Linked DNA regions of Mus musculus: all the other regions are linked to region 2. A link is a loop called in an ENCODE intact Hi-C map of the cell type or tissue named here. Cell type or tissue: left cerebral cortex. All regions are shown on one strand. Region 1 overlaps Inmt (indolethylamine N-methyltransferase). Region 2 holds the start of Znrf2 (zinc and ring finger 2). Region 3 holds the start of Gars (glycyl-tRNA synthetase).

The links. Hi-C counts contacts between places; a loop is a spot of excess contacts. Peaks named below come from ENCODE experiments on the same cell type or tissue, not always from the same donor. Only the 100,000 strongest peaks of a DNase experiment are listed, where the experiment ranks them.
Region 1: it touches region 2 in a loop (3.0-fold over the local background); 19 of 42 quality-filtered maps call a loop at or near these places.
Region 3: it touches region 2 in a loop (2.6-fold over the local background); 3 of 42 quality-filtered maps call a loop at or near these places.

Annotation. Positions count from the first base shown.
Region 1 is chr6:55,162,883-55,170,882 of GRCm38, reverse strand. Inmt (indolethylamine N-methyltransferase) reads left to right here. Exons shown (of 3, transcript NM_009349.3): 3 at 1-256. The coding sequence ends at 35. It overlaps Gm34358 (a long non-coding RNA gene), which reads right to left. Exons shown (of 3, transcript XR_377703.2): 2 at 4,883-5,045; 3 at 3,689-4,072. Among named protein-coding and RNA genes, the nearest start is that of Inmt, 8.1 kb to the left of the region's middle. In left cerebral cortex, a CTCF peak has its summit at 3,611 (motif pointing right); a DNase peak (open chromatin) is centred at 3,621.
Region 2 is chr6:54,813,589-54,821,588 of GRCm38, reverse strand. Znrf2 (zinc and ring finger 2) reads right to left here and starts at 4,673. Exons shown (of 5, transcript NM_199143.2): 1 at 4,117-4,673. The coding sequence starts at 4,573. In left cerebral cortex, CTCF peaks have their summits at 3,988 and 4,786; DNase peaks (open chromatin) are centred at 4,022 and 4,964; H3K4me3 peaks cover 2,582 bases; H3K27ac peaks cover 1,450 bases.
Region 3 is chr6:55,034,617-55,042,616 of GRCm38, reverse strand. Gars (glycyl-tRNA synthetase) reads right to left here and starts at 4,616. Exons shown (of 17, transcript NM_180678.3): 1 at 4,384-4,616. The coding sequence starts at 4,575. In left cerebral cortex, no CTCF peak of the experiment used is centred here; DNase peaks (open chromatin) are centred at 3,742, 3,935 and 4,651; H3K4me3 peaks cover 2,290 bases; H3K27ac peaks cover 1,804 bases.

The sequences.
Region 1 (8,000 bases), 350 kb before region 2:
GCTTTGTGGTGGCCCGGAAGGGTCCCAGTGCCTGAGGCCACTGGCAGCGAATCGCCTTCCCTGGGAAAGTTATAGCAATCATTTGTAAAGCCTTGCTCCACAGCTTTCTAACACGGACCATGTTGCTTCTATCTAATACCTGGTCACAGTCACAAGGGAAAACCCAAGGTTCTCTATTTTCAGCACCAACATCCATCCCCTTTGCTCTTATTGTACCCTGTTGAAAGTTCATTTTAAAATAAAGTGGCCTATCTGGATTCTGTCTTGGGATGCCTTCTCTCAACAAAAGACAAGGGTTTGGCTGACAAACATTTATCTAAGAGCAGGTGCTATGAACACAAATGCTGGCACAGGACAGAGGCCAGGAGAAAGGCTGGTGCTCTGTGTACTGCAAAGCCCTTCCCTCTGAGGCAGCTGGAGCTGGGGCCAATGTTGGGGCCCGCAGGTGGTGTCACCTACCTACTGAGGGAGCTAGCCATGCCTACTAGCTTCCCTCACAGTGGCCAGAGGCAGCTCTTGAGGGTCTCTTGTCTCAGCAGCTTCAGCAGACTTGCAGGTGCCAACCACAGTCAGTCTGGTCACCATGCCCTGGTTCAGAACAGGGATGTCAATGTGTGCAATGTGCTAGCTGGGGTGGAGAGCTTCCGGGTTCCTTGACCCTTCTGTGGGAGGCCTGGGGGACTGTTCAAGTGACCCAGAAGTATTGTATTTTCTGGCTAAGGAAAAGTGCTTGCTTCTGTTTTCAATGGTTATTTAAAGCCAGCAATGTCCAGTTAGCAGGATATGTGACTGTCACCTTTACAAGCTTCCGTGGGACAGGTGACTTTCCCTAGCCTACTAGTTGAGGAAGGAATGTGGCTTTTTGCATAACAAAGAGTTGGAGCTGGGGCAGAAAGAAAGGGCAGCAGAGACTTGGGAGAGGCAGAGAGAAGCAGAACACTATAGAAAGGAGATGGGATGGAGCTGGAGGCCCGCAATAAGAACCACGTGGAAGACTGGAGCGATGGCTCCGTGGTTAAGAGCACTGACTGCTCTTCCAGGGGTCCTGAGTTCAAATCACAGCAAATCCCACATGGGGGCTCACAACCATATGTAATGGGATCTGATGCCCTCTTCTGGTGTGTCTGAAGACAACGGCAGTGTCTTCACATACATAAAATAAATCTGAAAAAAAAAAAAAGGAAGAAGAAACACATGGAGAGACAGAATGGCAGAGATGCTATTTGGGTTGTGTCAGATGCTAGACACTAGCTGAGAGACTGCCCCAGCAAAATGCCAATCACTTTAAACTATGTAGATTTCTCCCTGTCTTAAGGTCCTTGAAAGCCCTACAATAGAAGAACAGTATTCTTGTCTCTTAAGCCCTAGCTGGCTCCAGTGCACAGCTGCTCTCGGCCTTGGTGGTCATCCCATAGTTCTAGTGAAGGCTGGGCTGATTCCATGGCAGGCTTCGAATGGGCAGCTAAGGAGACTAGGCCTAAATCTCTGTTTCCAAGAACTGGGCAATTTCAGGTAAGTCCAGGCCCCTCGACTTGATCTGAGGCAAGGACAATGGGTCAGCAGCAGTTCCCAGACTTTCTCAGTAACAGTTCCCAGACTTCCCCAGTAAGTTTCCAGCCCCCCCCCCCACTCCCTGGTAATGGAATGCCCATAGACATGGTCCCAACAGATTAACATAGAGCTCACCTACCCCGGAATTCCCTACTGTGCTTTAAATCAGGCCTGGAAGCTCACTTGGCTGTCTCTCTATTCTGGTAATGGGAGCCCCCAGCGTGCTGGGCTTGTGCAGAGTAAACACTCTGCGTTTACATGCTATTTGAATCTGGGATGTCATTCTTTGGTGAATCATGGACCCTCCACTGCACATGGTTGTACCTTCAGTAATAGCCTTTCTTGGGCTCTTTGGGGACTCTGACCCTGCCACATGGTGCCAAGCCCCAACTTCTCTTCATGACACCTTTAGTTCTGTGGCTTCTACATCAACAGTCTGCACACTCACCAATAACCTCTACTGGCCTTTCATGGTGTCAAACCTCAGCTTCGCTCCATGACCCCTTCATACTTTTAAAACCAGAACCACCTGAGAGGCTTCTACACATTACCAAGTTCAACTACTAGTATGAGACACAGCCTCAACTTCCTCTGGACCACAGCTTCTTTGTGCTGACCCTAGGGAAATAAGTCCCACAGGATTTTATCTCAGTGATGCTGGTCTCTTCTTACTTGCTGCTAACTTCTTAACCAGCATCGATTGCGTCTCCAGCAAAGCAAAGGTTTGCCCTGGTCATTCTGGTCTGCTGTTAACTGTTATGAGGTACAAAGGGCCGAGGGGGTACCTGACAATCCCATGCCAAGGTGTCTCCCTGAGTAATTAATGCTCAGGACCCCTGAGTGATCAGAACTCCATGCGAAAACTCTGCAACAGATCTGGTATAAAAGGGGAATTGGGGGGTGGGGGGGTGGGAGAGGGGTGAGGACCTGGAGAAGGAGTAGAGCAGCAAGAGAGCCATGAGGGCAGAGAGAGATGGGGTAAAGAGGGAGAGGAAGGGGCTCTGAGGACAGAAAGGGGGAGAAAGAACTCCCCTGAGAACAGGAGGTGGGGCTTGGGTAGCGGGCAGTCCTTTTATAAGTGGCACAGCTGGCACTAGCAGCAGGTGTAAGCCGTTGCTAGGTCCCAGAGGAGAGCCTGGTGGAATCACCTGTAAGCTAACATTCACCACAGCTGATTCTTCAGCTCTAGCTGACTAGAGCCACAGATCTAAATGCAAAATATCACTCTTAGCCCTAGCTGCCAAGAGCCACAGGACTAAATGCAAAATATCACTCAATGGCTCCGATAGCTCTTTGCTTCTCTCTAAACGTCACTAGCCAGGCCTCCACCATCTGCACTGCTCTCCGCATTTGTAGCCCCCACAAGCCTAGAGAACAGCCCACTGAGTTCTGAGCACTCAATGGCTTGTCCAGCCCGAAGTTCAAATGAAAGCACAATTCTCCCTAAAAGTCAGGTTTGTTACAATGCCCCCACCCTAGTTCCAATTTCTGTCGTAGTTAATAGGGCAGAAGTCTGGAGACAGGAAATGGAGCAGAAACTGTGGAGGTTTGCCCTGCCTTCTTTCTTACATCATCTGGTTCCATTTTCCCAGGAGCGGTGCCACCCACATAAATTATCAGTCAAGAAAGCCCTTTAGGCTCACCCATAGGCCAGTCTGGTGGAGGCATCTTCTCAAATGACTCTAGCTTGTGTCAGGTTGACCAAAAAAACCTAACCGGTACAGACACCTACCTGAATTACCTCACTACACGGAACTCCTCTTCCCTTCTCTAACCCATGCTCCACTTCTGAGCACTGAACAGAAACAGTAAGTAATGAGAAGGACCAGGCCAGCAGCCAAGACCTGGAAAAGGGCAGCCCCCGCTACTGCTAAAACCAAGTGTTCCCTAAATGTGTTCATTGTGTGAGAGGTGATCATGAGGCTTGGGTTAGAGAGCAATAGCAAGGGAGTCCTCTCCCCATCAAGGGAGTCCTCCTTCCTGTGACAAGGACAAACCAAGTTTGGTCCCTGGTCCTTGCTTTAGAGCTACAGCAATGTGAAGCTGCAATGATTCCATATGGCCACGAGAGGGCAGTGTAGGGCAAAGTATCAGCAGAACTCAGGCGTTCTGAGGAGAAGAGGGTGGTTTGCTCAACTTTTTGACATCTTGAAGTATCTATTTCCTGCCCTCTCAGGCAAACACAAACAAACAACAAAAGAGAAAAGCAACCTTCAACAGGCAAGGTCTCTCTGAAGTCAGGACTTGCTCCATGTCTGTGTGGTCCCAGACTCTGCATCAACGGGGCCTCGGGATGGCAGGAGAGGAAGCTGAGGCTTGAGTTGGTGCAAGTCCAGTAGGGTTGGAGATACAGGATAGGATGGCTGGTGGGTGGAGTCTCTTGAGGTGGGCAGCACCAAGCAGGATGGTTTGGGCCAGCTATCCCAGTTCAGTGTCTGCACTGGCCACTGATGCCGTCCAGTAGGCACAGGCTTCTTTGAGAGCGCATACAGCATGTAGGACACTCCTCTTTCCCTTCTGCCTGCAGGCAAGAGAAGGGGAGATGGGGCGTGCAGGAATCACTAAGGGCAATGCAGGCAGCCCAGTCTGAGAGTCCAGCTAACAGATTTGCTAACTGGGAGTCCTCGAAAGTTTTAGAAAGTACAGATGCCACGGAATTCTCCAGATATAGCCCACAACCTTTGTAGAACAGATCAGCAAAAAAAAAAAAAAGTTTAGAGTCTACCATGAAAGGAAGTCAGTGCAAGAACTCAAAGCAGGAACCAGGAAGCACAGACTGAAACAGAAACCATGGAGGAATGCAGCTTACTGGCTTGTCTCCCATGGCTTACTTGGCCTGCTTTCTTGTACCACTCAGGACCACCTGCCCAGAGATGGGACCACCCACAGTGGGCTGGACCCTCCCGTGTCAATCATTACTCAAGGAAATGCAACATAGGCTTACCTGTAGGTCAGTCTGATGGGGACATTTTTTTATGGTGGGTTCTTTTTCTCTGGTGACTCTAGCATTTGTTGACAAGCACAAAGGACAGGCACTGAGCTCTGACTCAGTGGAGAGATGCAGGCTACCCGGGGCTCAAAGCACATTTGCCACAAGATGTACCCAGAACCCTTCCCTAGGTGGCTGTAAAGGTCAGACCACCTGCCGGCAGTGAGAAGTCACCACTAGCCACTCCCTGATCAAAACCAGCACTGGGTTTCTGAGGGGCACAGGGTCCAGAGCTCAAGAATCATTTCCAGGCAGGGTGGTGAGAACCAAATGAGACTTTCAGTAGCAGGGATGCCTAGGGAGACTGGGGAAGGTTGTGTCCTAAGGAGATCCCCCTATTACCATGAGGTATGCATCCAGAAGATGAGCCACTTCTTGCCTTCATGAAGATAGGCTCCTGCAGGCCAGTACTGGTCCAAAGATCACTACCAAGCCTCTCTGAGGTCTAAAGTCCAGTATCCCCATGTTGGGAACAAGGCTGTATTGGTGTGGTGGTGGGCTGCCCCTGACAAAAAAAAAAAAAGAAAAGAAATCCACCTATTGCAAGAGTCTGGGAGAATCCTATTGGCCGGTGGGGATCAAGGACCACCAGCTAAGTGAGGCGTTGAAGGCTGGGAAAGGGGCAGGCAGCCCTGCCAAGGGCCTGTGGTCCAAGGCAGGAGGGATGGGTAGGACTGCTGTGTACTGACCTGCTAGTTTCCGGGACTGTCAGCTGAGACAGGGCACAATACAGTGGGACTAGGGAATCGGGGTTGGATGGAGTAGAGAATGGCCCACTGGGTGGGACTCTCATGCCTCTTAGAGAATGGGTAGGTGAGAGCCAGAAGCCAAGAAAGATAAGGTGTCTTTCTGCAGGGCACCCTAGTGGGAAGAAGAGATACTTTGAGGTAGCAGAGGCCCAAGCATGGGTAGGTAGATAAGAGTGCAGTGGCCAGGACCGGTGGGGACCTCCTAGGGTGAACACTACCTGGAAAACCTTATGATGATTCATACATCCTACCATAATCAATCTACTGAGACTGCCTCGGCCACAGTGCTGCAAACAGAGCAAGCCCCTCCTGTAATTAAGTGAGAACTGCATTTTACGCATTGTTGTTAGTCTGGAAACTGACTTGCCCTGTGTGTTGGAAAGAAGGTTGTACCTTTTAGTTTGTTAAGAACTTTGCAATCAGAGAGGGAGGTGAGCAACCGACTCTGCTGCGTTCAGCCTCACCCTGAGAACTACTGTGCCTTTTTTGATTTCAGAAGTCATGGCTTGCCTCTAAAACCACAGATCAGTCAAGCAGCAAGGGCAGAGAACGCACTTCCTAGAGGATGTTAGAGAGTCCAGACATTTGGCTCCCAGGCAGTCAATGAACCCACACACAGATCCTTGGAAGGACAGGCAGGTGTGCAGGGAATCCAAATGTCTTTGGGAGCAAGGGACTACGGACAGTGCCCATTGTATTCACCTGTGCCAGGGGCATACAGGATAAGCAGAGTCCCACACAAGCACTGTGAAGGACCAGTCAGCAGCCAGGAAGCCTGGGTTCTAGAATCAGACTTCAGCATCTGAGACATCCGAGGTGGATCTGCAGACCAGCCTTGGATGTGTGTTAAGTTTCTTCTCCCATTCCAGGCTCTTGGCTCAAGCAGCTCCTCTGAGCTCAAAGGTGTGTCCTGACTCTCAGTTTAAGGTTCTGGGTGGAAAAGGACAGCTGCAGTCGCCTGGGGCATGAACCATAGCCTGGCCATAATGCAAAAGTTGGGAAGGCCAGGGACTAGCACGGTGGTAAGGTAGACCTGGATGCTTGCTGGCCTCAGTTTCCCAAGCTCTACCAAGGAAAGAAAATATTCAGGCAGCTAGAAAAGCTGGGCTTTGTCAGAAGCAAACTGTAGGAAGAGGCAGGACGTCATCCTTCAAGCTGTGCTGCTTCCTGGTGCTGTCATTTTGTGTCTCCTGGCTCCTTTTGGAGCGGGGTCTCTGCCTCTTTACTCAAGTCTAAACCTGTCTGTTTTCTTTCACTGTATAGATCCTCTATGCATTTTACTTGGCGTGTGAGGCACTGCCACACAAAGCACATTATACACTGAGCATATCCCCCCTTCTTCGTCTTCCCTCTCATTAGTTCCCTTTGTTCTCCTAAACAGTTTCATTTCTATCTTCATACATAATTCAACATCCCAATATAAAATCTAGACACCTCATAGGTTTCAGTTAAGCTTCTGTTGCTATGACAAACATTTTGACCAAAAACAACTTGGGGAAGAAAGGTTTCCTTTGGCTTGCACATCCTGATCACAGCCGGTCACTGAGCGAAGTCAGAAGAGGGACTCGGACTAGAGCAGAGGCAGGAACCTGGAGGAAAGCTGCTTCCAAACTCACATTCACCCTCCACTCTTAAACAGCCTAGGTCAACCTGCCTAGGGGGTGATACCGCCCATGCTGGGCTGCCCTCTGACATCAGTCAACAAACAAGACAGTGTTGAGCAGATACACTCACAGGCTAATCTGATTGGAGGCTACTCCTCGAATGAGGTTTCCTTTCCTAGGTAACTCTAGTTTGTTTCAAGCTAACAAAAACCAACCAGCATAGCTTATGAGCAAAAACATACGATGTTTTGTCTTTCTGAGAGTACTATAATTTACGTAATATTATTATGTCCAGTTACACTGTTTTCCTACAACCAACCATACCACATTCTCTGTATCCATTCTTCTCTTGTTGACAGCTTCCCTGTTTCAAGAGAGAGGTTTGCAGAAGAGAAGCTACCAAGATCCCCCTGTGGGGACCACTTCTCCCCAAGGCCATGCCCTTCAGATAGCAAGCATAGGGCGGGGATTAGTGGTTAGAAGGCTTGTGTGAGCCCTCCATGAGTGCATAGAGAGTCACTGTGTGAGGTCGTGCTCCGAGAGCCAAACACGGGGCCTGACACATACTAGGTGCGCAGTAAATAACTGCAGAGTAATTAAAATAACCCGCCTATTAGTCAGGGTTCTCTAGAAGAAAAGAACTGACAGAATGATTAAATTTGTCTTAGTCACTGTTCTATTGTTATAAAGAGACACCAGGACCAAGCCACACTTACAAAAGAAAGCATTTAATTAGGGGCTTGCTTACAGTTTCAGAGGGTAGTCCATGACCATCACAGCGGGGAACATGACAGCATACATGATACTGAGAGCTTTACATCCAATCCAAAGGCAGCCGGCAGAGAAAGAAACATGCCATGGGCTTTTGAAACCCCAAAGTCCACCCTCAGCTTGTCCAGTGATTTCTGTCTCCCAGTGGAAAGGCTATAAATTCAGTTGTTGCTACTGTTCATGAGGCTAGATATTTCTGCTAGTCTTCAGTCTACATTGGAATCCCAAAGATGAAGCTTCTAATCGTAGTAAAAAAAAAATTTAAAAATTAAAAAAACAAAAAAACAAAAAAAACTTAGCAGCAGGCTAGATAAACTTTCCAGTAACTGTGAACGC
Region 2 (8,000 bases):
TGGCCCACTAAGCTGTGCCCAGACTCCTGACCTACAGATATTGATGAACATGTACTGCATCAAATAGCTGTATTTCTAATACTCTACTAACAAGCAACATAGGACTCTTACAACATAGAAGGTTTTTTCTGAACCTTTTGTTAACACAAAGTACCATGGTTTCTCCAATTTCTAAACATGTTAATGTTTAGAAACGGTTCAGAACCTACAGAATTTGAACAAACTTGCATTTAAAAATGCTTAGGAGTATTTATATAAGAAAGTAAATCCAAAAAATGTCTTTGCTACATAAAGCAGTCGATGAACTCTTTCCTCTCAGCCCATTTGCCCACATCCCAGATTGTATGTATAGCCAGGGAAAATTATGCACAAGATGAGTAAGAGATCGGTGGACAAACAGCAATAAGATCCTACTTACTGGGTACCAGGCAAAGCAACCAAGCAGAAGAGAGTCCAGCAGGCAGGCTTTCCATGTGAGCATACAACAGAAGGCTCTCAAAGGGTCGCCCTGGGCAATTCATCCCACTCCTCCAACCTCAAGGTTACTTCCAAACAATTTCCAAAGCAGGACCATCCAGGCCGGAAGCCACACTTCTGCAAGCAACATAAGCTATCACCTGTGGTCTTCAAAGATAGACGGAGTTTACAAGTGAGAAATATTCACCATCCAAATCCCTTGGCAGGGACAGCAGAAGTGGTTGTTACCAGCATGGCTTCCCTTTCACATCACCAAGCAACTTCTGCCCCTCCCCAAGAAAATCATCAACTGTGTAAAGGAAAATCCAAAATGGAGAGCAGATTAACTATAATCTCCAAAATTCAAATATTGTGTAATTATTCTAAGTAGTGACTGAGAACAACTCCATAAAACTTCACATCTGTGCTGAAAATTAATTTAAATAAATCTTCCTAGGAATACAAATCTTACTTAACACACTCAATTTTAAATGATGGCTCAGGGTTTTTTTCAATATAAATAACAGGAGACACCTGAATTACAGGCTGCTTAACTCCTCCCAGGCACGCCACACCCAAATAAGCTCAAGACAATTAAGCAGCCAAAAGCAAGGAAGGAACTGCTGGTTCAATGTCTTAAAGTAACTCACTGTGGAATCTTACTACCAGACCCAGATACATTACTCAAGTCCATAGGATTTCTCTAGAAATAATCTTCATTCACTGGGGCATTTTAACAGTCTAACTCACCTCCTTTGACAGCTACATCAGAAAAGACTATTTTACCACTCCTATTAATAGATTTTATGAACATCAGCAATGTAGTGGGAAAATATAGGCAAAAAATAAAGTCAAACAAATCCTCTTTAAGATATCAAGGCTTTCAAATGTCAACAATGCTCTTAGAGACCAGTTTAAAAACAAATCTAGAACCAGAATATTATCGGTATGGGGGGGGGACGACTTGTGTTCACTGTATATACAGTATTCACCTCAGCAGTCTAGGAGTAAATGAAAACAAGACAGCCCTGCTTGCTCTAAAAACTCCACACAGATTCTAATTATCTCCTAATCTCCATGAGAACTCAATGGCTACAAGCTGAAACATCTGGTCACTCACCTCCCTTCCAGTCACTTAATTCTCTAGAGAAAATAAAGAATGTGTGCAGCCAAACCAGAGAGCAGACAGCAACAATCATCACAGAAAACCTGGCTCAGTGTGGGAACTCAGTGCCACAGAGAAGCTTACAAATCTACTGGCTATACTGCTGAACGGAAAACAGTGTAAAGAGTGACAGCTTACGTTTTCTCTTTCAATATATAGCATTGAGGGTCTACAAGGAACGATTCTTGTATTTTTAGTAGCATACTTTCTAGTTAAGAAACAGTATAGACATTAGTGCTTTATAGAGTTATAATAAGTACTTTCTGTTGATTTAGAAATACTTTCTCAATTTTCAGTTGGAGTCCATTATGTATGCCCTAACAATTCATAACTCAATAAACACTGCATATGCCCAACCTTTCCTGTAACTGAATAAACGCACTGGTATAAAACATAGTAAAGTGAAATTAATGTAAAGAATCAAGTCTGATTCCTTAAGGCAGCACATCATGCCCCCTCCACCTCAGGAGGACTAGAAACGTGCTTCAGTTAGCTTTCCTCGTGACTCCACCCACCGACATACACACACAAGTCTCATAATTAAAGCCCCTAAGGATGGACTTCACTGTTTGTAAATAGTTTAAGGTCACCACAAGTTTGATCCCTTCTCAAGTAAGGTCATTTCTGATCCTCTTTAGGCCTTTGTCAACTGAAGTTTCTCACATAAATGATTACTTTTCTCAAATGTCCCAAGAATAATACATGTCTGTGATAGTTCTTAATGAACTGGAGGAAAAAGTTGAAACCATTCCACACAATTGATGACTTTAAGCCTCAACCTCAGAGATCTGGATGAGCAAAGCTACAAGAATTAGCTTTTAAAAAAAGGTTTGCATTCCAACACTTGGCAAATAGGTCTTGCCAGTTTTTTAGGAATAGCAGGAAGGCCAGATAGCTGCCTTGCTCCAAACAGTTACTTTAACAAAATAAAAACATACATACATACTGACGACTCTAGTCAGAGAGAATCATCAGCCCTGAGAAAAACTGAATAAAAGTAGTATTCAGTACATAAAATATTAACTTCGAAATACTTTTCCTAGTCCTTTTTCTTGTTCCTATTTGTGATGATAACTGCTCAATGAAACTTAATTTTAAAAAAATATTTTTTAAATGTACCATTACTCTCCAATTCTCAGGAAACTACAGTGCCTCAAATCACTTTAAGGACATATTCTTTTCCTCAAAAAACAAGATTTAAAAAAAAAATGCTTTAACTTTCAGAAACACTGCTGTAATTATTGACATTGCAGAACTTACCATAAAGCAAGTTATTTGTCAGGCTAGGTGTTAGCTCTGTGGTAAAGAGCTTGCCTAACAAGCTCAGTAACTTAGGTTACAGTCCCAGAACCTCACAAGCAAAACAAATAAAAACACTTAAAAAATAATAAAGGTAGCTAAAAGCTAGGTGCTTTCATACCAAGCGTGCAAAATACCATTAAGATGGTAGAAACTACACATGACATTCTCACGAACCAACACTAGCTTCTGATTGCTTTGGAACAGGAATCAGTAAACACTGCTTCACCACATGTCTTACAGTTTCAAACACATGAATAAAAGGGTTTTTAAAACTGAAGGGATGATCCGGGCGTGGTCGCACACACGCCTTTAATCCCAGCACTTGGGAGGCAGAGGCAAGTGGATCTCTGAGTTCGAGGCCAGTCTGGTCTACAGAGTGAGTTCCAGGACAGCCAAGGCTACACAGAGAAAACCTGACTCAAAAAAATACACAAACAAACAAACAAATAAAAAACCTGAAGGGATATAGTTTACATCATTCTGTGCTTACGTGTAAATGTATAATACCAGTCTCATACCGAAAGGAGGTGGCAATATGCGGCTAAGTTCACATTTTCAGGATCAACTGCACCCTTTCTCCTGTTTCAAACAACTTAATTAAAAGCACATCACTGATCTCTAAATTGTTCCTTAACTCTAGTGAACACCGCTCTTCGAAAGACCTTGCCCAATTACTGCCTCTATAGGTAGAGTTGTGATCATTATAAAGATTATCTCTTTAAATAACTGTTCTTGAACTTTTCCACAATCCGCTTCAAACTAAGCAGTAGTGACATTAGCCACACTGTAAAAGTAGCAGTTTCGGGGGTTATGAAGCAACACTTTGCATTAACACATTTAACCAGAAAACAAGTATCCAGTAAGTAGGCAGGGCTATTTACAGAGACGCAAGGATCACAGCTTTGTTAGGAGTCTATCCAAAGGAGAGATAACTTCCTTTTTTCAAACACTCAAACATCCACGTGAGTCCCTTCTGGCTTTGGGCCTTTAAAACTGCTCGCCCTTCAGCTCCGGGGCAGAACTACACTCAGCCACTGATCTCCCCTGACTTCCTGGTACTAAAAGCTACAACCACGAGGCTGTTTCGTCAGTTTGTTTTAAAACAATACTTCTTCCATTCACCGCGTTGCAAGGAGGGAGTGGGGGGTGCGCTTCCCTAGCTGGGGAGCCGCTGCCAGGGCAGGGAGCCGTACCTCCAAACAAGTGCGGGGAGAGGTGGGCCGGGAGCGAGCCGATCACCAGACGCGGCCCGCCAGGGCCCCCGCCCGCCGGCCGGTCCCGGTCCCTAGCGCCGACGCTGTCCTCTGGGCTGCTGTGCACTGAGTCCTGTGAGCCGTACGGGCCGCCGCCGCCGCCAGCGCTGGGGATGCTGAAGGCCGACTGCGCCGCGCGGCCGCCCGACGCGCTGCCCACCGCCCCGCCGAGCGAGCGGCTACGGGGCGCTGCCGGGGCCGAGGCCGCCGCCGCCGCTGCAGCCGCCGCGCCGGCCGAGGCGCTGGGCTGCTGCGCGCCGGACACCGGGGCCGCGAAACGGGCCGCCCGAGCGCCGTCCGCCCCGCCGCCGCCGCTGCCGGTCCCGGAGGGCAGGTCCGAGCCCGAGTAGGCACGGGTGCGGCCGTTGGCGGCGGGGCCGCTCTGCTTGGCGCCCATGTCCGCGCCGCCCCGGGCCGCGAGCGAGCGAGCGAGCGAGCAAGCGAGAGAGGCGGGACGCAGCTCGCGGCTGCCGCTCAGGTAGCCGTGCGGACGCGGTCGCTGCCGGGCCGCCGCGACGGGCCGCTGCCGCTTGCTGCCGCGCTTCGCGGCCTCCGCACCGCCTCCTCCCGGGCGGCCGCTGTCACCGCCGCCATCCTCCGGCTCCCCGGCGGCTCGGAGAGTGGGAGGCGCCCGGCCGGATTGGGGGCCGCCTCCCTGCGCGCCAGCCGCTTGCAACGGGAAAGAGGAACGGGCGGCGCGCGCCCCGGCAACCGTCGCCTCGCGGCCGGCACTGGAGGAGCGGCGGCCGAATCGAGGCAAAGCGCAGAGATTGGGTCCCGCTGCTCTAGCTCTGCCCTACAACTAGGCCGACCCGCCCAGGCCCCGCCCAGCATGTGGTGATGGACAGACCGGTGGCTCCGCCCTCCAGGAGACTCCCCCACCACCAATCAGAAGGCGGCCCCTCCTGCCGCACGTGGCCTGTGAGCGCTGAAGAAAACCAAGTGCACCTTTTCCTGGCTAGGGCGTTCGTGGCAGTATCCCGTGTCTGGAGCTTTGAGTGGGTAGATAATGACCTTCGTTGGTATTGTATACACTGATTAAGCAAACAACAGTCTCAGCAATGAAGACGATTTAAAACAAAAAACAGTACAGGAGCGAAGGACAGAACGAAACAAGGGGAAGGCTGAAGCCAACTTGATCAGAATTATGCTAGGGGAAGGGAAGAGCAAAAAATTGGAAGAACGAACGATAATCCAGCTTGACCTTCAAAGGCAGAGCAAAAACTGAGGTGCAGAGACTATCTTCTCCCGAGATCCAGCCTTCGGGCCTAACACCAAGCCAAATTATGCAGGCTGTAAATTGTTTTACCTTTTTGGACTTTAGCTTCCTTGCCCAGAATGTTTGAGTTAAATCTCCAGAGCGATAGTAGCTTTAAAATCTTGTGGGTTTCTCTAAATGGAACTTAACAGGATTCTAAATGCCTTCCTGTGTGTGGTGCTTGGTCTAGCAGGCTCTGACCCTCCCATTTGGCGGGTACTGGTAGCATTGTCTATGTGCAAGTGTGTTTGTACAAACTGCAAAAATGCACTGTCGCTGTTTTACGCTTTTGTATTTGTGGTGAGTCATTTAAGTAGTGATTCTAGACATTCTTTCAGAAGATAAGGGAATGGAGGGTTGTTTGTTTGTTTGTTTGTTTGTTTTTAATTTGTGTGTGTGTGTGTATAAATGTTTTGCCTGCATGTAAGTTCCCCACGTGTGCCTGGTGCCCAGACTGAAGATCAGACGAAGGTATTCAATCCCTTGGAACTGTAGTTATAGTTAGATGTCACATGGCTGTGCAGGGAATCAAACCCAGTTCCTCTGCAAGAACAGCTAGTGCTCCTAACCGCTGAGCCATCGCTTCAGCCACAAGTTGGACTTTGTAAATAGGAGAAATGAGGCTTTATGAACAGGCTGGCCTGTAGTGCCCAGCTTCTGGAGAGAATGAATCGTGAGGATCACTTGAACCTTAGAATTCAAGGTCAGCCTAAGAAACAGCAAAAACCAGTCTCAATGAGAAGAGGGAGAAAGAAAGAAGAAAAAGAGGAAGAAGGGAGAAGAATATGAGGAAGAAATGTAGTTTTACATATATATGTTTATATATGTGCATAGTGCGTGATATATAGTTACTCTGAGCTTTCATATGATATATCCTCTGAGCTTTCATATGATATATCCTGTATTACATCATGTGGTCAAATGCCTTTTCCTGCAGATGTTACCAGTCACCCCATTCCTAGGACTGAAGACAGTGCTGTGCAACAATGGCTTCATAGCTCTCATTAAGGTGTTCATTAGACACTCAACAGACTATGGCAGTATAGTAGCTTTTCAGTGAAAGAGTGCATTCATGTTTTCCTGTCATATTAAAATCACTCTTTTATTTTAAAAAAAGGGTTTTTACTTTTTATTTATTTGTATATATGTATGTACGTGTGTATGTATGTATGTGGCTACCTCAAGCTATGGCCTCATGTGGTGTCAGAGGACAACTCACAGGAGTTCTTCTTCCTTGTAGGTTCTGGGGGATTGCTGCCTTTACTTGCTTGAGCCACCACGCTGTCCCTAAAATGATTCTTGAAAGTCACTCGTACCCTTACATTATTGCTCTTTGACAGCAGCAGTGTGGAGGAGATTCTTCTCTGTCCTTTCCTTGGTCTGCTTCTCTTAGGGCCTTCTCCTCTCTCTCCAGATAGTAATCCTATGAAGACTGTGTTTTATTACCAAGCAGCTGGGACTTCACTTACAATCTGTAGCTTTGTCACACCCCACCAGTTCTTCACACGTAAGAAACTTGTTCTTAGGTGTGCTCTTAAGTGTTCCTTAAGACAGCATTCTTCCTCTGGTACCTCCATTGGTTCTTTAATGAGAAGCAATGGACAGGAATCAAGACAGGATTGTAAACACACGCCAGAGTAGTATGGTCTAGCTAGGATTAGACCTTGATTCTATTCAGTGATGACTTTGGGACTGGGGCAATCCAAGCCCTTTGCCTTAGCTAAGCCTGTTTGTTGTCAAGTGTCTAAAGTGCACATGATCATAGGACCAGTCTCAGAGTGGCCGAGAGTCTCAGAAGATCCGCTGTCTATTTGAAAATACAAATTCCTCGTCCTTCCTATTATGGAATAATAATATGCATGTTGTCTATAGCATACTGTGATACTGTAAAGTTTTGAGTATGCTAAAATTTAGTGGTCTTGATCTCACTATTTTGTACAATTGAAGTACATTGTTAAGCCTTCAAGTATTATTTGTAGCCGTTTAGTAGTCATTACTAGTATATACATCACCATACTGGCTTGACCAGATAAGCGTATGTAGAAAAGACAGAGGTTATTTGAAATCTTTGTAGTTAAAGGATTTTTTTTTGTAAATGAACTTTTTTTTATTTCATGAGGTAGCTAACATTTTGAGCAGTCTTTGGTGTCCTAAATAGGCTTCAGTGTGTCAAAAAATGCTTCATGTTAATCAGCTGGTTAACAAAGCCCTATGTTATGTTTAACATAGATTTTGGAATCATTATTATTTCTAAAGATAGCTAAGACAAAATGTCAGCACCTGCTAATAAAAACAACTTGGTTCTTGCTTATCAGACTAGTATAATGTTATTAATAAGAGATTAAATATGTGTATTATATTTCGCTCTCAGTTCACTTTGGCTTGCAAACAATATTTTAATTAAAAAAAAAAAAAACAGCATCTTAGACTGAGGAAATGGCTTGGTCTATAAAGTGTTTGCCACTCAAAGATGCAGACCAGCGTTCAGACTCCAGTGCCATGAGAAAAGATAGACTTGGGGGTATGGCTTTTAATCCTGTCTTCAAGGAGATGGACATAGGAGGAT
Region 3 (8,000 bases), 220 kb before region 2:
TATAAAAAAGGCCCACCAAACAACTCTTCAAAGCTTTTCTTTTGTTGTTTTTGTTTGTTTGTTTTCGAGACAGGGTTTCTCTGTGTAGCCCTGGCTGTCCTGGAACTCACTCTGTAGACCAGACTGGCCTCAAACTCAGAAATCCACCTGCCTCTGCCTCCCAAGTGCTGGGATTAAAGGCATGCGCCACCACCGCCGCTTTTCCTATACTGTCAATGATTAAGTTCTACCTCAGCAGAAAAAAACAAACAAACAAACAAACAAACAAACCTCCACTACAACCACTCTGTGGGAGCTTCAAGCCACACACACACCCTCAAGTCCAGAGAGTGACTGTGAAACCTCATTAAACTGTTCCACCAGTACCTATAACCTCCAGAACAGTTCTGTCACCTCCAAAGATCCTGCTTGTTCTGACAGGTATGAAGAGCCACATACATGGTGGCAACCAGAGAACCCGGAATCACTGTTTGCACAGAATCCTTCCTTCCTTTTTTGTTTTTTGTTTGTTTATTTGTTTGTTTGTTGTCTGTTCCCCTCTCCCCACCCTCACACACCCTGTGTGGCCCTGGCTGTCCTGGAACTTGGCTCTGTGGACCAGGCTGGCCTCGAACTCGAGAGATTCACCTGCCTCACTGCTGGCATTAGAGGTGTGCCCACCATGCCTCGTTTTTATTTCTGTTTGTTTGTTTCTGGTTGTTGTTGTTTTTAAATGAGAAAAGCAATCTTGATAACAAGGAATGGGACTACAGCTGAATGCTGGGAACAGGTAAACTGTGAGGCCAAAGCTGCAAAGGTGGTGGTGAATGTCAGGCCGAGTGCAGTGGACAGCGAGTGGGAAAAGGCGGATGTGAAGACAGCAGTCCAAGCTTAAGACACACTTCTAAAAGCTTGTGGACTCAGGGCCCCCTTGGGTGCCCTCAAGAGTGGGGCTCCTGGAACCATACAAATGTGCCACCACATCCAGCACTCTTCATGGATGCTGAAGATTATGCTCAGACGCTCATGAGTGCATAGCAAGCTCACTGCCGGCTGAGCCATCTCCCCATCCTCAGGACTCCCCTTTAACCATCAGAGTCACCAAGAGAGCTTTTCTGTGAGCTACTGCTGAGCAGCTAAGTCCTGACTTAGGGTTTAACTTACACATTTCCATCTTGGTAGGAACCACCGTGCTTTAAATTTTGAGCTTCTACTGTTTCCCAGGCCAGAGATATATAGGCTACTTGTGGGTTGCTGGGTGGCAGCAGCAAGCCGTAGCTCCCAGTCAGCTAAATGATCAGAAGGGTAAACGAGACACTCCACAGTCACTTGGCTGCTGAGCTACGTGTTCTTAGGTAAGTTAGGTGTTGTTATCAGGAAGTTTCAACTTACACTATTTACAATATACAAAGAATTTACCAGCCTATATTGTGGGTAGAGAAATATTTGTATTACAAAATAAAACGGAAACTTGGAAAACTTAAAAAATTTTTAAATTGCTTAAAACAAAAACAAACAAACAAAAAAAACCAATATTGGGCTGGAGAGATGGCTCAGCGGTTAAGAGCACTGACTGCTCTTCCGAAGGTCCTGAGTTCAAATCTCAGCAACCACATGGTGGCTCACAACCATCTGTAATGAGATCTGACGCCCTCTTCTGACATGTCTGAAGACAGCTACAGTGTTCTTACATATAATAAATAAATCTTTGGGCTGGAGTGAGCAGAGGTCCTGAATTCAATTCCCAGCGACCACATGATGGCTCACAACCATCTGTACAGCTACAGTATACTCATATACATAAAATAAATAAAATAAACCTTAGAAACAAAACAATATAACATGAACATTCTGAAAATAGTTACTTTCTAAAGTAAAATAAAGTTTTATGGTGATTTGCTAATCTCTTAACTTCTAATTTATCAGACAGATTACCATATATGTTATATATTATAATGTATGGTCCTAAGTATTTCAAAATACTTCCGGGTAGAGTCTATCAAAGAAATCATACATAGTGGAATTCTAAGTCGTTTCAGGCAACTGTAGAAATTCTTTGATCAAAGCTCTGACAAGCAGTAGATTTAAAAGGCCCAGTGAGCTGGCTCAGCCAGTAAGAGTGAGGCTAACAAGCCTGACAGCCTGGGTTTGATTCCCAGAGATGCCATGGTGGAAGCAGAGAACACATTCCTGCAAAACTTCCACATACAGTAACAGAAAAGTGATATCCTGAAGACTTGTCTTTACATCTCCAAGTGAGTGTGTGGCATGCATGTGTACACACATACAGAAAATAAATATAAATATATGAAGATATTTTTCAAGTAATTTCAAAGGCATAGAGACAGCTCGGTGGTATATGCTTGCCTAGCATGCAGAAAGCTTGGAGTTCAAGCCCAGCCCCTCTGGAGGTGGAAGCTGCAAGGTCAAGGTCATCCTCCACTACATGCTGTCTTTGAAGACAGCTTGGGAGACCAGAAACCCTGGCTCTGAGGCCACAAAGTAGGACCTACCTCAAAAAGAAACAGAAAAGTTATTTCTACCTCAGAAACCACAGCACTGAACTTTTTATAATCAGTTACATAAACCCAGGAATGTATTTTAGGACTCTGAAAAAAAAAAAATCTTTACCAATGCCTGTGCTCATCACAGTGTGTCCTGGTCATTTGGAGCTTCATGAATCATAATATACTTTAAAAAAAAAAAAAAAACCTTCATGATTGCTAATATCACCACTTATCTTATAGAGAAATTCTTGAAGCCCTGTGAATCTGTCAAGCTCAGACTTAAGAGAAACCAGTTTGAATTTTACTTTGGGGCACAACTATTTCTGGTAACACCCCCCTTCAAAATGCACGCCACTGTTAAGAGCGATCCTTTAACACCTCCAAACGACACCTCAGTAAGTCTTCAACTGCCCAGGCTTTACAATGAAAACGTGTGACATGGACTGCACTCCATTTTTCCATACATGTCCAAGAGGAAAACCGTTTAACTAGATGATCTTCAAACTCTTTCCAGTGACACTGGACTCAGTATGACTCAAATTTTCCACGCAACTAATCAGTGTATATGTACTTCTGGAAAAGTAGAAAAGAAAAAAGTCCAAACTAACTTAAATAAATTAATTCAACTATTGGGAAAATATCCCAAAGTTAAAAAAAAAAAAAAACCAAAAACCCTATCAAACAAACACATAAAACCAAAAAAACAAGTCAAAACCAACAACAAAGGACATGAAGGTCACACAAGCTGTACAGGAAGGCTCTCCATGATCAATGCGTCCTGAAGTTAACTACATTCAGTCTTACTACAGAGGAATACTATGTACTGCAGTTCCAGGCTAACGTGGCAGAGGGAGGGGTTTGCAGTGTGTGCTTTTTTTTTTCCCCCAAAATTAGATGTATTGTTCCAAAGGAAGGAGTTAGGTCACAACAAAACAACAAAGGAGTCACACATACATTTATGTGGGGAGTGGAAGGTGGATGGAGACTGAATGTACAGAACATACAATTAAAAAAAGAAAAAATAAAGCCCATAGTGAAAATCAAAATGAAAGCCTATTAACTGAGTCGGGCTCAAACTGGAGCAAAGTGGCAGAATTCCTCGAAGCTGCAGCACCTCAGCTCCAATGAATTATCCTTAAGACAGGATTCCACCCTCCTTAGCTAGACAAACGATTGCATCAGGCGCCAGAGCAGGCGCAACCCGACCGGTGTTTACAGCTAGTAGGTCATGGATGCCGGGCCCTACTGTAAGCTCTGGCTCTCACTGGGTGTGGGTATCATTCCAAATACTTTTCTCCTTTCCCTCTTAAGTCTGATCACCACCACTCAGTGCTACAGTAAAAAAAGGAGATCTGCATTAAATCCCCAGATTCTCCAGCTAAGAAACCTCCCTTCCCTTCCGCAAAATGACATTTTCAGGTGTTCCACCCTAAGAATGGATGACTTCACTGAGTGGCTCGGTCAGTCCATCTACAATTTCCAGCTTGATCCGAAAGCTCGCTGGTTCCAGACACTCTCTTCAGAAGGCAGAAAGATGACAGGAGAGGGATCATGAATTCGCATCAGTATTGGAGGGGGGTGGGGGGTCGACACCTCCCCATAGCCACGTTTCGACCGTGAGCCAGTCCTCAGGCTAAACACTGAAGCAAGGAAGATAAAGAGAAGGGAACGCTTCCCAAAGCATCCCCAAGACTAAAGAAAAGAAGCGCGCAGCATCAGCTTGCCGCTGAGCCGAGCCATCGGGGCGCTCAAAGAGGGAGGCGAAGCCTACGGCTGGATTCGGGGTACGCAGAGAGGGCACGAGGCCCAAGGATCACGGATGCCGACGCAGCGCGGGGACAGGGGAAGGACGGACAGGAGCGGGGTGCGGCGCGCGGCTGCGGGCGAGGGTCGGTACCTGCTGGCGCACGGCTAGCCGCAGTGGGGCCAGCAGCTCCTCCGCGCTGTCCATGCTGCTCCGGGAGGCGGCGGGCTGCGCGGGAGCGCTGAGGAGCCGCTGAGACGCGGACGCTGCGACCACTCGGGGCGGCGACAGGAGCGGCAGCGCGGCGCGGGTGGCTCTGAGCAGCGAGGGGAGCAGACAGGGCATGAGCACGCCGCCTAGGCGGTGCGCAGGGCGGCTACGGAAGCGGCGCGCGGCCCGCCCGGTGCATGATGAAATAGCGCAGCCAGGCCGCAGGCGCGCGCAGCCGCACTTCCCGCAGGCGCGCGCAGCCGCCGCGTCTGCAACCGCAGATTCGGCAGAGAACCCGGAAGGGCACCAACTTGCTCAAAAATGTGTGAAGAGGACGCTCCAGACAAATGCACAGAAGGACATGGCTTCTGAGAGTGCAGTCCTAACCTAGATGCCCGAGCACCTTTAGATCGTGGGCTTCTCTGTTGTCCCAGACGCTCGAATCGCCCCACTGGAACACCCATACTTCTGCTTCTTCCTCAGCCCATTGTTTAGAAGAGTATATAAAGTCACATAAAATCGGAACCTAGAGTTACTATAACTCTAGTGGGTCATGGTGATGCACATCCGTAATCCCAGCACTTGGGAAGACGAGGTAGGAGGATCGTGAGTTCAAGACCAGCCTAAAATACACAGTGAGCCTCTGTCTTTAAGAAACAAACAAACAACAACAGCAAAAACAAAAATATTGCTCAAGACCCAATGTTCCTCGGACTATTTATAGGAATCAGAGTTGCTGTTCTTCTCAGGGCATGCCAGTTAATTTGAAAGACAAGGTGTAGAGGCAAAGGAAAAGTGATTTTACTTGGATAACCACCTCATGGAGCAGTCAGGGGAACTCTAGCCTCAAAGCTCTTGCAGAAGTTATATAGGTTGGATGCTCCCAAACTTGTGGACACCTCACAGCCAGTCAGCCAGATGATGGGCCCAACCGGGAGATACCACCTTCCAGTTTCACAAATATCAAGAAGACCATCATTATCCTTGTGCTATTGTTGTGATTGGTTAGCTGGTTTTTTACACAGTGGACAGTCTAGAGGGCAATGAACCTGGCTCAAGGCCCTCTTTCAGAGAACCCAACTCCATGCAGTGAGAGACCACACGTTCTCAACTCCCAGAAATCTTTGATGCTGTTTTTTAGGGTGAAGAACCAGACACAAGGTAGTTACTAGTTTACCCAGTATCCCCAAGACAAAAGTTAAGCAAGAGGAGGTTTGTGACGCTCTTCATTTGCTTCCAAGTTGCTTTTACTGCCAATTTTAGGGATCACGCGTATTTTTATTAGCTTTACTGGATATAACACCTGGGGTGCTGTGGCAATCTTGGTGTTTTTCAGGAACTTGAAGGTGTAAACCAGTTTAAGTTCCTGGCCCTTTCCTGCAGCCTGCACAGATATCCAAGGGTGACCTTTTGAAATCTGGAGGCTTAAAATTTCACACTCAGAACATGCTATTGCCACCATTGTTTAGAAACATAGATCCAGTGAAGGGGTCCTGACAAAGATCGCTGATGCGTCCTTAGTCTTCACCTATAGTCACTTTTCTGACACCTCAGGCCACCCTGCTTCTTTATCTACAAATAACTCCAAACCCCAGTCTCCAGGAGTCAGGTCCGAAATTCGTTCTCATGGCTACATGCTTGGCAGTCTCATGCATATTTTCCCAGTGACTGGCATGATATGGGCCTGTTTGAGCAAGCCAGGAACAAGTCCAGACAGACCTTTACCCATGGTTTAGCAGCTTGCAGTGTGGGGAACCCATGGACTAATCCAGGCACAGACCAGACCCCTTGTCCCAGGGAATTGGCCCATTGCTGCTGACCTGCAAATTTCCCTTAGCAATGGAGAATGCTTCCTAGGCTTGGGAGACGGTTTACTCAGTGAGTAAATTTGGTGTAAGTAGCTGGGTGCTTCATTTCTTCTCTCTGGTTTGGAATTGGTGGTGAAAGTCTTAGTCCCAGATACTCTTTATTGCTTTGGCTGCCACTTCCAAGGATCTCGGTTCCCAATACTGTTGGCTGGAAGTTTGGAATTTTAGCCAGTCCTAGCTAAAGTGTAAACATCTAAGATTAACACCCAAACCCACTCGAGACTGAGATAAGGAGATGTGGACAACAAAGGAGGCCTCTCTACACCAGCCTGGTATAGCAACTTGCTCTATAGGAAAACTTAGGCCACAACCTACATAAGTTTGAAAATGAAAAGGTTAGTCATAGGTACAGGCAACTTTAATGAGTTCTGTTCTGTCATAAAATAATTTAGAGCCATCTGGATTTTTGTAAACTGGTAACTTGATATTATTATATTGTTCTGTCTCATTCACTTATGGGTTAAATTAAAATAAAAAAAAACTTTTCAAATTGCTGCATCCTTCTCTTGTCACCGCAGCTGCCACAGCTCCCTGGAGACCACGACTGGGATTCTGTGCTCTCAGTGCCAAAGCAGAGTCTGTTCCCACTCAGGGAACCATGACAGTATTTGGTGACACAATTAGGAAGCTGTCAATTCCTCCTCATACCCTCTCTGTGTAGACATCATGATGACAACCCCTTTAACCTTCTTGCAGGGATGCTCCAAGGGCTTACTTGTGTCCTGCCTTCTCTCCTTACCAACACTTTGAGGAGAAATGGAAATGTATTGAAAAGAACCGAGTGGGCTCCAGTAGACACCAGCCAGAGCCCCTCTGTTGTCTTCAGTACAGTCTGTTAACTAACACAAAACATGTGAGTTAGTTTGCAGACAAGCATTATGTCTCTCTGCAGACAAAATGAAGGAACTAAGAGCTGGTTCGATGTCCAAGGGATAAAGTGGTCTCTGTACAAGCATAAGGACTTGAGTTAAGATGTCAAGCTGACTATTAAGTAATTATCTGGGGAGTAAGGTTTAGGAAATGAGACAAAGCAGAAACAATGCCAAATAGACTTGTTAGTGCTAGGAGGACTGTCTTAGTTAGGGTTTCGTTGCTGTGAAGAGACACCATGACCAAGGCAACTCTTCTAAAGGAAAACATTTAATTGGGGCTGACAGTCTCAGAGGTTTAGCCCATTATCATCATGGCAGGAAACATGGCAGCATGCAGGCAGACGTGGTGCTGGAAGAGCTGAGAGTTCTACATGCTGATCCATAGGCAGCAGGAAATGTCTTCCACACTGGGCAGAGCTTGAGCATAGGAAACTTCAAAGCCTGCCCCCACAGTGACACACTTCCTCCAACAAGGCCACACCCACTCTGACAAGGCCACACCCACTCTGACAAGGCCACACCTCCTAATAGTGCCACTCCCCATGGGCCAAGCATTCCAACATCTAAGTCTATGGGAGCCATACCCATTCAAACCACCACAAGTACCTTAACCCATTTGCCAGCTTCAGTGGGGCTAGACAAACATTAACCCATTTGCCAGTTTCAATGATGATAGGAGAATACTGAGCCACTCACAAGCTTCAGTGATGCTAGGAACATCTTAACCCGTTCGCTAGCTTCAATGATAAAGGATCATTTTAACCCAGTCACTGGCTTCACTTCTGTCATATAAAACTAGATGATCATCTAAGCCCTTGAA